Regions from separate parts of the Homo sapiens genome. Here all the other regions are linked to region 1. A link is an interaction called in ENCODE POLR2A ChIA-PET data of the cell type or tissue named here. Cell type or tissue: MCF 10A. All regions are shown on one strand. Each heading gives the region's core, and the rest is flanking DNA. Links, peaks and the distances in the headings are about the cores only.

What was found. Peaks named below come from ENCODE experiments on the same cell type or tissue, not always from the same donor. Only the 100,000 strongest peaks of a DNase experiment are listed, where the experiment ranks them.
Region 2: POLR2A ChIA-PET joins it to region 1 with 5 read pairs; 4 of 35 experiments call an interaction of 5 or more read pairs at or near these places.
Region 3: POLR2A ChIA-PET joins it to region 1 with 5 read pairs; 4 of 35 experiments call an interaction of 5 or more read pairs at or near these places.

What each region holds. Positions count from the first base shown.
Region 1 is chr9:111,741,749-111,745,748 of GRCh38, forward strand. All of the region lies in intron 10 of SHOC1 (shortage in chiasmata 1), which reads right to left. Among named protein-coding and RNA genes, the nearest start is that of SHOC1, 51 kb to the right of the region's middle. In MCF 10A, for the core only: no CTCF peak of the experiment used is centred there; a DNase peak (open chromatin) is centred at 1,723.
Region 2 is chr9:111,900,892-111,905,444 of GRCh38, forward strand. All of the region lies in intron 1 of UGCG (UDP-glucose ceramide glucosyltransferase), which reads left to right. Among named protein-coding and RNA genes, the nearest start is that of UGCG, 6.4 kb to the left of the region's middle. RefSeq lists an enhancer at 2,868-2,967. In MCF 10A, for the core only: no CTCF peak of the experiment used is centred there; no DNase peak of the experiment used is centred there.
Region 3 is chr9:111,808,768-111,813,320 of GRCh38, forward strand. No RefSeq gene overlaps it. Among named protein-coding and RNA genes, the nearest start is that of SHOC1, 16 kb to the left of the region's middle. In MCF 10A, for the core only: no CTCF peak of the experiment used is centred there; no DNase peak of the experiment used is centred there.

The sequences.
Region 1 (4,000 bases), core at 1-4,000:
AGGCTCCCGAGCAGCTGGGATTACAGGCGTCTGCCACCATGCCTGACTAATTTTTGTATTTTTAGTAGAGGCGGGGTTTCACCATGTGGGCCAGGCTGGTCTCCAGCTCCTGACCTCAAGTAATCCGCCCACCTTGGCCTCCCAAAGTGCTGGGATTACAGGTGTGAGCCACCGCGCCTGGCCCAAAATTTTATTTTTAAAAAGTATTTTTAAAGTACTTTTACACTCAAAATCAAGTGAAAAATTGACTTTATAAATGTGTAAACTGCAGTCGAGTTCTACAGACCAAATATCAAACACAGTACTCACTTCCTCCATCCTTGGGAAAGTTTGGTAATTTGTAAACTCAATTGTTCCTACTTGACTGTAAATTACTCCCACCTCTACCTCCCTCAATGGAACCTGGAGCCAGAGAGGGCTGACTTGGGAGAGTTTTAGCACTTCCCTCCATAAACTATGCTAGCGTCAACCTTATACGCCACCAAAAATAAAAATACAATCTAAGTAAAATTACCATGCTTACCATGCACATAGCAACCTCAACAAAAATTTTTATAAAATTGCTGTCCCCAAGTCCATTCCATATAGAAATTCTGGATCCTCTACTGGCTGAGGATCAGAACTGTGAAAAAGTCCTTCTCTGGAGATGGCAGAGTCCTAAAGTTTAGTTCAAGACCTTCAATCTTGGTGGGTTTGTGAGTGAGTGATGTGTGTCTGTGTATGTGTGTTTAGGGGTACTCGGGGGGAGAAGGGAGAAAATAAGCATGTCAATCAGTGTAAATTACAGCTCATCTGTAGCTATGATGCTACTAGCCTTCGTAGGGGAAAGACTATTAATTCATAAACCCCTTAATCTGTGTCCCAAGCTCCCTGCTACCCTGAGTGAGAACTGATTGTATTCTGTTTCTCTGTTCATATGGAACATATATGAGCATGCTAATTATAAGTATTGCCAGTTAAATTGACAGTCTAGGGCAGTGGAAAGCTAGGTTTTATGTCTAAGGCATCCAGTTTACCCACATAATCCAAAAATCTGGTCATGTGATAGAAAATTTGAGAATCTAGACAATTCCTGAATCTTACCAAGGTTTCTTTGACAACACCTCAGATTGTAAGCAACTATTTTAAAGTGAAAGGAACGTGTTATATTTAGCAGGCCATGTCCAATATAGACACACATTTTCACTCTTAACGGAGCTTTCTGAAGGCATGTCTGAATCTGATACATTGTTCATAAAAATATATTCACAAGTCAGCAGTCAGTTAGTAGCTTAATAAAATCTTATGCCATACAGACTTTTCTTTTTTAGCCCATAAAATCTAGCATAGAATCTTATATGTGGTAGGCACTAAAAATATTGTTAACTGGGTATTATTTTCAGCCAAAATGTTGTGCTCTGAAATAAAAATAATTGGGACCATAAAAATAAGTTAAAGCTACAATAACATTCTTTGTTATTTTTCCTTCTTTTTTTCAAAAAAATTTTAACACCTTTTCTCCTTGTTTTTAGTTTTACAGTTGAGATATACAGTAGTTCCCCCTTATCCATGAGTTCACTATACTCGGTTTCATTTATCTGTGTTCAACTGCAGTCCAAACTATTAAACAGAATATTCCATAAACAATTCATAAGTTTTAAATTGCACTGTTGCGAGCAGTGTGATGAAATTTCATGCCATCCTACACCATCTCGCCCAGGATGTGAATCATCCCTTTGCCCAGCATATCCACACTATATGTACTCACTACCTGCCCATTAGTCACTTAGTAGCATTCTCAGTTATCAGATCAGCTGTTGCAGAATCACAGTGCTTGTGTTCAAGTAACCCCTTCTGTATTTAATAATGACTCCAAAGCACAAGAGTAATGAGGATGGTATTTGTTATGGTCGTTCTATTTTACTATTTTACTATAGTTATTGCTGTTAATGTCTTACTATGGCTAATTTATAAATTAAACTTTATCATAGGTATGAATATATGAGAAAAAACAGTATATATAGGGTTCAATAACATTCGCAGTTTCAGGCATCCATTTAAGGTCTTGGAATTTATTCTCCCGGCATAAAGGGGGACTACTGTAAACTCATTTTTAAAATATGGATTTTTAAGCTTTTACAGTTGCCAAACAAATGGAAGTGATTTATCTCTTGCTGGTAAATGTAGTAGTGAGGGGAAAACTTCTTTCAGTTGTTTCAAATGGCTCTAAAACCATTAGCTAATTTGAAAGCCTTTTTTTTCTAACTTTGCCAAATCGTAAGTCATTAGTTAAGATTTGTTTCATAAATTCTTATTAGATATTTGAGTTATAACAATAGACATATAACTTGTGATTAAAAAGAGCTTATTATGGTTTAAATACTTCTAAAATCAAACTGAAATTAAAGATCATACTAATTTCTGCTAGTTTCTGTTTCTAAAAATGCCAGTCTGTCATAACAGATGGATTAGGGTGTATGGACTAAATAAAAGAGTAAAAGGGCACTAACAAAAACAGTATATGTCCTGCAAATAAATATCTTGTACCTTATCAAGAGAACTAAAAGTATTTAAACAAAGTGTATGTAGTTTCCATACTTGTCCTATGCTCTTTTTAGGGCTCATATCTGATATGGACAATTCTTAGTTCATGATAGAACTCTGTATAGCACAAATTTACTCTAGAAATGTAAATAATTCTTAGCCAGAAGATAAAGATATATTTAGGGCCCTCAGTCTTATGCTTTGACACTTTCCTGAGACCATTAATAGAAGCCTAAGCAGCCAGTGATGAATTATACAGCCTTGACTCCAGCTGGTCCCAGTAATCCAAATAGCACTCTCCTCTGGCAGATCAGCTAATTATAACAAGAATTCAAACCTAACACACACAGTTCCCACAGTTTCCAGTCCTGGAATAATTCATTAGAGACTTGTAGACTTTACTGTCATCTTCCTGAAAATATGTTATTTTAGGACACATTAAGTTCTAGGTTTACAGTAGACTAATTGTACTGGTTATGTTCCCAATTTTTTAACTGGCGTAAGAAGCAGAGGAATGGAATGGCTTTATTCCAGGATAGCAGACTAATCAATCTTAGAAAACATTAAGCTACATGTGTGCTGCATGGTTTAAGACAGCAATGAAAGCTATCTCAGACTCTATCAAAGGGCAAGGATGCTGGGCTATTAAGCTATGCAGTTTTGGCTCAAACTAGAATATAATGACCTAGCCCTGCAGTATCAATTCTACAATTTCAGACTATTCTGTGCAATAATGATGGGGTATTGAACAAGTTTACGAATCAAGCCTTGGTTCTGTATGTCTGGTCCACCCATTACTGAGACCACATTGACAAGAGGTGAACAAGGTCAGTGGCTGTCCTCTGTTAGAGATAGGACATCCATAAGAGAGCAAGGACTCTTGCACTCTTAATGGGAATAAACTGATAGCCAAATCTATTGATCAACGATTGTCCACACTGCTCTGTGATCTTTGGCTACTTCTGGCCACAGACCTATGACAAATCTTTTAGTAGACCTCTTAACAACCTTATAGATACTATTATTATCCCAGTATTGTAGATTTAAAAAACCTGAGGCACAGAACAATTAAGGTTGCAGTTAGAAAGTGATAGAGCTAGGCAATCTGGCTCTAGTTCAGAGCTTCTAACCACTTATTATGGGCTGAATTGTGTCCCCACAAAATTCTTATGTTGAAGACCTAATCCTCAGTACCTCAGAATGTGACTGTATTTGGAGACAAGGTCTTTAAAGAGGTAATTAAGTTAAACAGGGCCATTAATACAATGTGACTGGTATCCTTATAAGAACAGGAGATTGGGGTATAGACAATGATAGAGGAAAGAATATATGAAGGCAAAGGGACATCTATAAGCCAAGGAGGGAGGTCTTAGAATGAAACCAACCCGGCTGACACTTGGTTCTTTCACTTCTCACCTCCAGAACTGTGAAGGAATAAATTTCTATTGTTTAAGTCATCTAATCTGTGGTATTTGTT
Region 2 (4,553 bases), core at 246-4,245, 160 kb after region 1:
TGTTGCCCAGGCTGGAATGCAGTGGCTCGATCACGGCTTCACATCCCAGGCTCGAGCAATTCTCCCACCTCAGCCTCCCAAGTAGCTGGGACTACCGGTGCATGCCATCACGCCCAGCTAATTTTTGTCACCCAGGCTGGTCTCAAACTCCTGGGCTCAAGTGATCCCCCCACCTTGGCCTCCTGAAGTTCTGGGATTACGGGCGTGAGCCACTGCGCCCAACCCAAATATGCTATCTCTAATGTACAGCAACTTCAATACCTGATGCACAGTTTTTGAATGGAATTTGCATACTCATTGTGTCAGGATAACTGCGATAAACTACCCGTCAAAAACTGGTTATGTTTTTCATGTAAATTTTAGCATTTGGGATATTATTTTTAGTTAGTACGATCTTTGCCTTAAATTCATGAATACTTGGTGTTCCAAGCCTTAGTGGAATGTAAATTGAGAACGTCTTTTTTGGGTTTAGTCCTGCCAATGCCCTTGGACTGTGGTCAAACGTTCATCAGTCAGGATCATTGCTACAGGGCTACTTTCAGGGAAATGAATAAGGCAGTCCAGCAATTCAGCCCCTTTAACCTGAGCCTGGGAAGATACGGAATTAGACTATAGTGTGATAGCTTTAAAGAACAAAGTGAGGGGCAGTGTGGGGAGGGAGAGCATCAAGAAGAATAGTTAATAGATACTGGGCTTAATACCTCGGTGATGGGATGACCTGGGCAGCAAACCACCATGGCACATGTTTACCTACGTAACAAACCTGCACATCCTGCACATGTACCCCTGAACTTAAAAGTTGAAGAAAAGAAAAAGAGCAAAGTGGAAATTGCAAGATTTTAGTATTCAGTGATGGTTCTATTGATTCATTATCCCTGCCTTTCTCTCTGACATTAGTTAGTTCAGCACACCTTCATATCTATCCTAGATGTTGAAGCTATGTCTACTCGCTGGTATCTCTAGCTGCAGCCTTGTGCCCCCTCGATTTTATATTTCTTATTGTAGCCTTTATCCTTCTGGATTACTAATCTTGGATCACAGTAGCTTAAAATCTTACCATGAATCCTCATTGCCTCCGGGTTACAGTTCAAACTCCTTAATGAGACAAGCACAGCTCTGTAGGAGCTGAACCAGCAACGTTGTATTACTGGCATTTCCCCAAATGTACAATGTGCTTTCTTTGGAATTGTCTTTACTTTCTTTCTTTTTTCTTTCTCTTCCTTCTTTCCTTCCAAAAATCTTGCTTAATTAACTCCTACTCGTTCAAGTCATTTTAGACTTTAGTTCCTTATTGGGTTAGGTGCCCCTTATGGCACCCAGCCATCTCCTATTTGTTTTCTATGGTGGTGGAATCTTCTACATTCTATAGTGTAGTAAGCCCATTGTCCAGTGGGCAGAGTTTGTGTTTTCCTATAGAGCTAACTCACTATTGGTTATTTTACCTTCTGTGAGAGAATTTGTGTTAGCAAGGTTAAGCTTGCACAAGAAGGTGTGCTTTATATTGCTTATGAAGCCCATTTTGAAGCAATACCATTTTTGAAATAAGTGATACAGGTAGTAAATTGGTCATGATATACTGATTATAAACAAACAGTAATATAGTCATGAGTGATAACAATAACAAAGGTCATTAGTCACTGGAAATTGCTGGCATGGACTATGTGAAGTTAGGGACTTGCTGATATAGCAGTGAACCTAATTTTACACGAAATACTAACAAGCTTTGTGACTTGGAGCAGGGAAGATAAATTCCTAGAGTCAGATAAATTGGTTCAGCAGAACCACACAGCGGAATTATAAAAACAACACATTCTGGGGTTGTTAAGCAAGGTGAACTTTTGCCCTTGTGGAATTCATATTCTTCCTTAGAAACCTAGAGTGAAATTCTCTCTTTTTTTTTTTTTGAGACAGAGTCTCATTCTGTTGCCCAGGCTGGATGGCAGTGGTGCGATCTCGGCTTACTGCAACCTCCGCCTTCTGGGTTTGAGTGATTCTTGTGCCTCAGCCTCCCAAGCAGCTGAGACTACAAGCACGTGCCACCACACCCCGCTAATTTTTGTACTTTCAGTAGAGGTGGGGTTTCATGATGTTGGCCAGTCTGGTCTTGAACTCCTGGCCTCAAGTGATTCCCCCATCTCAGCCCAGCAAAGTGCTGGGATTACAGGCATGAGCCACTGTACCCAGCCGAGTGAAATTCTTGTGCCTCACTTGTGAGGAGCTGTATTAAGGTTGCTGCAGAGGCTGCTTCCCGCCATCTGAAGGGGAAGGAGCCCACCCTCCTTGTTTAACCTTTACCTGTCTCCAGTGGGTTTCCCTGCATCCCAGGCTTCCCTCTTGCAAAAGCCAAATTTGAAAACAGAACTGTAAAAGAAGTTATTTAAAAATGAGACAGACAGGGCGTGGTGGCTCACGCCTGTAATCCCAGCACTTTGGGAGGCCGAGGCAGGCAGATCACCTGAGGTCAGGAGTTCAAGACCAGCCTGACCAACGTGGCAAAACCCCATCTCTACTAAAAATACAAAAATTAGCTGGGTGTGGTGGCAGGCGCCTGTAATCCCAGCTACTTGGGAGGCAGAGACAGGAGAATCGCTTGAACCCAGGAGGTGGGGCTTGCAGTGAGCCAAGATTGTGCCACTGCACTCCAGTGTGGGTGACAGAGCAAGACTCTGCCTCAGAAAAAAAAGAAAAATGTTCCCACCTTGGCTTTTTTTCTTTTCTTTTTGAGATAGGGTCTCGCTCTGTTACCCAGGCTGGAGTGCAGTAGTGCGATCATGGCTCACCACAGCCTTGACCTCCCAGGCTCAAGCAGTCCTCCTACCTCAGCCTCCTGGGTAGCTGGGACTACAGGCACATGCCACCACGCCTGGCTGATTTTTGTGTTTTTTGTAGAGACGGGGTTCCGCCGTGTTGGCTAGGCTGGTCTCGAACTCCTGAGCTCAAACAATCTGCCTGCCTCGGCCTCCACAGGTGCTGGGATTATAGGCCTTTCCATTCTTCAGTCACCCAGTCTTTCTAGACCTGTGGTTGTCAAGTTTGACTGCACTATGGAGTCACATCAAGGGCTTAAAAAAAAGAAACAACTGCTGCCTGGGTCTCACCCCTACAGACATGGTTAAATTGGTTCAGGCATCAGTATTTTCAAAACTCCATAGGTGACATGGATGTGCAGCCTAGGCTGAGAATGATTGCCCCAGGCTGTCTGCCCACAGTTGTGTCCAGCACCTGCCACCTCTTGGCTTCATTTAATTCTCCATTTAGCCTAGAGCCCACAGTTCATCACTTCATTATCTTGCCTCTTGCCTCACCTCGTATCAGTCTGCCCTGTTATCTTGAATCCATCCAATAATTATAGCTGCTCAACTTTGAAAATCCTACAGAGGGTAATCACACAGCCATGTGGACTAATACTACTACACATTGGTAGTCTCAGGGCTCAGCTAAACCTGCATTGCGGTGCTGCCTGGCAGTGCTTTTTTTTCTGTGTTTAGCTCTGACATCCATCACTTAAAAAAACCTCTTCTAAATCTTCATTCTACCGCATTCTTGGTAGATGACCTTAGCTCCTACTTCATACTGTGGATCCCATCATGCCTTAAATTAGTTTTTTCTTTTTCTCTCTTTGCCCTTCGGCTAGCTCTTCTTGAATTTTTAAAGAATTTCAAGTAGTCTTTAAAAAATTGAACTAGAGGCTGGGCTTGGTGGCTCACACCTGTAATCCCAGCACTTTGGGAGGCCGAGGCAGGTGGATCACCTGAGGTCAGGAGTTTGAGACCAGCCTGGCCAACATGGGGAAACACCATCTCTACTAAAAATACAAAAAATTAGCCGGGTGTGGTGGTGCTCGCCTGTAATCCCAGCTACTCCGGAGGCTGAGGCAGGAGAATCACTTGAACTCGGGAGGTGGAGGTTACAGTGAGCCAAGGTTGTGCCATTGCTCTCCAGCCTGGGCAACAAGAGCAAAACTTTGTCTTGGAGGAAAAAAAATTCAACTAGAGAGCCAAGGCGGGGAGGATCGCCTGAGGCCAGGAGTTCAAAACCAGCCTGAGCAATATAGCAAGACCCCATCGCCACAGAAAAATTTTAAAAAATTAGCCAGAGGCAGTGGTATGCAGTGAGCTATGATTGCCACTGCACTCCAACCTGGGTGACAGAGCAAGATTGTATCTCAAAAAAAACTAGAAAAATTAAACTAGAAGCCGTCTGTTCCACCCTTTGGCCCTTTCACTCACTGTCAGGTTTCAGTAGAAACTAGTGTTTGTTTACTGTTATCACATTTCAACTCCCATTCATTTACTTTTTAACCGATTTTTAGCTGTCTACCCTTATCCTCCATGAACTGCCCCAATTCTTGCCAAAAGTGCTCAGAGATAGCAGCAAGTACATATGTAATCTACTGGACATTACCATTCTTACCTTGGTCTCTCCAGCAGCATTCAGTGTTATTCTTTCTTGAACCCTTTGAGAAAGAAAACAGCCTGGCCAGATAAACCCTTCTGTCACTTTACTTGCATCCTGGCTGTCTTTCTGCTTCTTTGATCCCCACTTTTAGTCTC
Region 3 (4,553 bases), core at 246-4,245, 67 kb after region 1:
CCATCCTGGACACATGTTGTCGGGACCTACTGAGGCTGTGTCACAAGTGCACGTCCTCAACTTTGGCAAAATAAACTTTCTAAATTAACTGAGACCTGTCTCAAATTTTCAGGTTCACACTACTCATCTAGAGTAAAAGTCCTCATGAATTCACTGCAAGACAAGAACACAGGAAAGCAACTACCACACAGAAGAGATGTGGACCCCAAAACGTTGGTCTCTTACATCCAACCAGGTGTAATTGGCAAGTAACACAGAGCCAAGCACTACACCTGAGACATCCTCATCACAGTCACAAAGACTGAATCTAAAACTTTGTCAGTACCCTGTGACTTATGGATGACTGTATTTGCTATACAACAGTGTGCTGGTATAGATATAGGGGTGGTGTGGGTGGGCGTGGGCACTAAGTTGCTAAGTAGTCTGCGCTTACTGTCCCTAATTGTTCCTGCTAAATTCAGGCATCCTTAAGGTCCTCTGAGAGAAGAAAACCCTCAAATCTTATTGAAGAGAGGCTCTTATTTCATATTCTCCTTCTCTTCTTGCATCTTTTCCCCCATGCTTTCTTCTCTTACTATCTTCTGTAAAAAAATTTTCTCTCTACTTCTATTCCTGGTCTTCCTTGCTTTGACTCTTCCTCCTCATATTCATGCCAAACTGTTTTTATTTAATTTATGCCTATAATCCCAGTACTTTGGGAGGCCGAAGTGGGTGGATCACTTGAGTCCAGGAGTTCGAGACCAGCCTGGGCAACATGGTGAAATCCCATCTCTACAAAAAATACAAAAATTAGCTGAGTGTGGTGGCACATGCCTGTAGTCCCAGCTAAATATTAATATTTAATATTAAATAAATTAAATATTTCTGTATTTATTTAACACAAATGATGGGTTGCTTCTAACTGGAGTAGCAGGTGAGAGTTTGGACAAAGGGAAATGATCTGCAGTAACAAGGCAGAGACATCTGAAAGTCTAGGGAATATATTGAAAAATGTGATGAAAAAAATTCATTGATTTACCAATACATATCATGATGGCTGAGATGAGAGGAAGTTGAGAAGCGTATAGCTCTTCCCAAAGGAAATATATACAAAATATCCCAAAGGATATGCAGCAGACTCATCCTTTTAATAATTTCCAAGTAAATAGTCAAAAACCCTGCTTAGGAAAAACTCAGAAAATATTGCTTCCACTGGCTTCAGATGGCCTGCTGAATTCCTATGACTCTGTAGACTTCCACTAAATCCAAAATTGAGGAAATTTAAGGGACACTGCATTAATAGTATAATCACCCCATGCTTTCTGATACATGCCAAGGTTCTTCTTAGCTGAAAGTAATTTGACCTGGCTATTTGCTAAATGGTTCAAGTCTGAATGCTGGAAGATTTAACTAACTGCCTTGTGAGAACTACCTAAAGCTGATGCCATGTGGGTAGGCTTGTCCTGTAAGAATTGTTGAACCAGCCTGCTTACTGCTGAAACCTCCTTTGCAAAAATTATAAATGAGGAAATTATGGCAGTGAAAGAGATCAGACCTAATCCACTCCATCCTGCTTCTAACCTTTAAGCCATCTTTGTTCATTCCTAGCTGTAGGCTGAACTAGCCTTGGGAAGGAATTCAGTTCATGGTTTGACTCTGAAACAAAATTGATAATAGCGCTTTCCCCAAAAGACCTCCTTCTTGCCTGGGGACCAGTCTGCCTTTGTAGGACTAACAAATTAGCTACAAGATTAGAAATTATGGTTTAGGGGTCATGCAGCCTCTGGCTATAAGAGTGGGAACCTCCCCTATTGCTTCTAGGGATAACATCACTATTGCGAAACCTGAAATTAGTGCTTGAGATATTTTGTAGACCCTGCACTTGATGGATCAGCTGATACCACCTAGACTGGCAATCTGGCTCAACCAGTTCTGTGATCCCATCCAGGAACAGAGCACAGCAAGAAAACCTCACTTGATCCCCTGTGATTCCATCTCCAACCTGACCAATCAGCACTCCCCACTTCCTGAGCCACTACCTGTCAAATTATCTTTAAAAACTCTGACCTCCCCCTTCCATGCTCAGAGAGACTGATTTGAGTAATAATAAAACTCTGGTCTCCAGCACAGCTGAGTCTGTGTGAATTACTCTTTATTGCAATTCCCTTGCCTTGATAAATCGACTCTGTCTAGGCAGTGGGCAAGGTGAACCCACTGGGCGATTATACTACTACCCACTTTTTTGCTGCTGAGCTCAGCTGTCTGGTTGGGCTTCTATCCAGTGCCTCCTCTATTCCAACAGATGTATCCGTCTTACATAATAGGACTATTCTCAACTCAGACCATCCTACCTCTACCAATGAGTTGTGAAGGCAGAACACGTGACCAAAAGAAAAAAAACAGAAGCAGAAGAAGAAAGTTTAAATAACCCCTACACAATCTGATTTTGGATTTCAACTAAGAAAATAGCATTTTATCTGATAAAATGATATATGATTTCAAAAATCCTACTGAAGCTAATTTCTCTAATTCAACTAATTTGAGAATGCTTGTCAGAACCTTCTTAGAGTGGTGCCAACAACATTTCTATACTCACTTGTATATGAGAAAGTTTAGGCAGAAATCAGAATTTTGATTTGCTAAAATGTAATCTTTGATGGTTAAAAAAATTCATTGTTTTTTTTTACATAAACATTAACATGAAGCCAGACTTTGGAGGACTAGATTATGAATAAGGTGGCTTTTTAAACTTATTGTTTAAATCTCACACTTTTGAGAATGAAAAAAGCAAATTAATAATCATGCCAGGGCAATGGGAAAAAACTGAGGCTGTTGCAGTCAAGTCAGGAAGTTCAGTCACTCTAATTATCAGCCACATTTTGTGAGAACGTATTCAGAATTTCCCGTGTGGTAGGAGAAGGGATGCTGGAGAAATTTTCTCCCTGCATCTGCTTTCTCACTTCCCTTCCTCATTTCCCTAGAGTTCCCTAATGTCTCCTCCAACATCCTCAGCTACTTTTTCTCATCTTTATTCACTAGAATGTGAACTGAATTTGACATAAAAATGAAGCATCAAAACTAGTTTCACAGCCAGGCACTGTGGCTCATGCCTGTAATCCCAGCACTTTGGGATGTAGAGAGGGGCAGATCACCTGACGTCAGGAATTCAAGACCAGCCTGACCAACATGGCGAAACCCTGTCTCTACTAAAAATACAAAAATTAGCCAGGCATGGTGGCCCGTGCTTGTAGTCCCAGCTACTCGGGAGGCTGAGGCCTGAATCTGGGAGGCGGAGGTTGCAGTGAGCCGAGATCACGTCACTGCACTCCAGCCTGGGGAACAGAGCGAAACTCTGTCTCAAAAAAAAAAAAAAAGAAAAGAAAAGAAAAGAAAAAAAAAACATCTAGTTTCACATATACTTGAACTTCAGTGGCTGACTATCCTTTGCAGCAAAACAGGTGTAATTTTTAGGAAACTCAAGAGTGGCTACCAGTGTGGCTGCAGATGGTACAGCATTAATGTAAAAGATACATCTGTATATCCTATTTTTCTTTAGAGAAGAAATTTCATACCCCCTTTCTGGCATGTAAAAAAGCAACAGTATTAGAAGGTTAATTAGAAGTTGAATGAAGTTTCATGCAGACTAGCTTGTCGATCAACAAACTTGACCTGATTCTATCTTATCTATGTGGCACTCACGTGGATTCTCATATCTCCCCCAAGCAAAAGGAGAACAATCTGCCTTATTCACAGCATTTGTGCTGAATGCCTGAGATGCACATGCCATGCATGTCACAAGGCAATCATGTCTTCACAAAGTTAGAGAAAGAGGTAAACCTATGATGGCTGGCCCAGTGACCCCTAGGGACTTCAAGAAATCCCAAAGGAAATGCAGCAGACTCACTCTTTGAATAAGATGTCACCCTTTGAAGAAAATGTCAGCAACAGAAAAGTCAGAGGTAGAGCAACGATGGGAAGAAGATGTGCTTTCAAAAAACTTTTGAAAAGTGGCTTTTAAATAAAGTGGGAAAAAGCATGTCTTTACTTACAACTTAGACAAATACCAGCTCTCAAGCTTCTATGTGAACAGGGTCTGTTAATGAAGTTGTCTTCAATGTGTCTCCAGATGTGTCTCAGGCACATGAGAATCATCGTCAGAAGAAAGAGGGAGCCACCCTTTTGACAGACGTTGCAACGTAATAATAATGACAGAATTATAAATAAGTAAGTTATGATAAAGAATAGCCAATACTTACCTGGAACTTACTATGAATCAGGGACTGTCTTGAGTACTTTTTCTGTATTATTTCAAGAAAACCTGGGCTTAGAGTCATGCAGGCCTAAGTCTGAGTCCTGGTTCTGTTACTTTTTAGCTGTGTGGTCATGAGGAAGGAGTTTCTTAAACTTCTTTAATATTAAGTTTCTCCAAATATAAAATACTCTTAGGGTTGTTGTGGAAACAGATTAGATCAGGTATGCACAAGCACCAATAGGGTCCGTTTCCTCTTGTGTTGGACATTGCAAGCCTTCAGATGATAAAACTTGGGTGTTTGGGGAACATTGTCTGAAGGTCA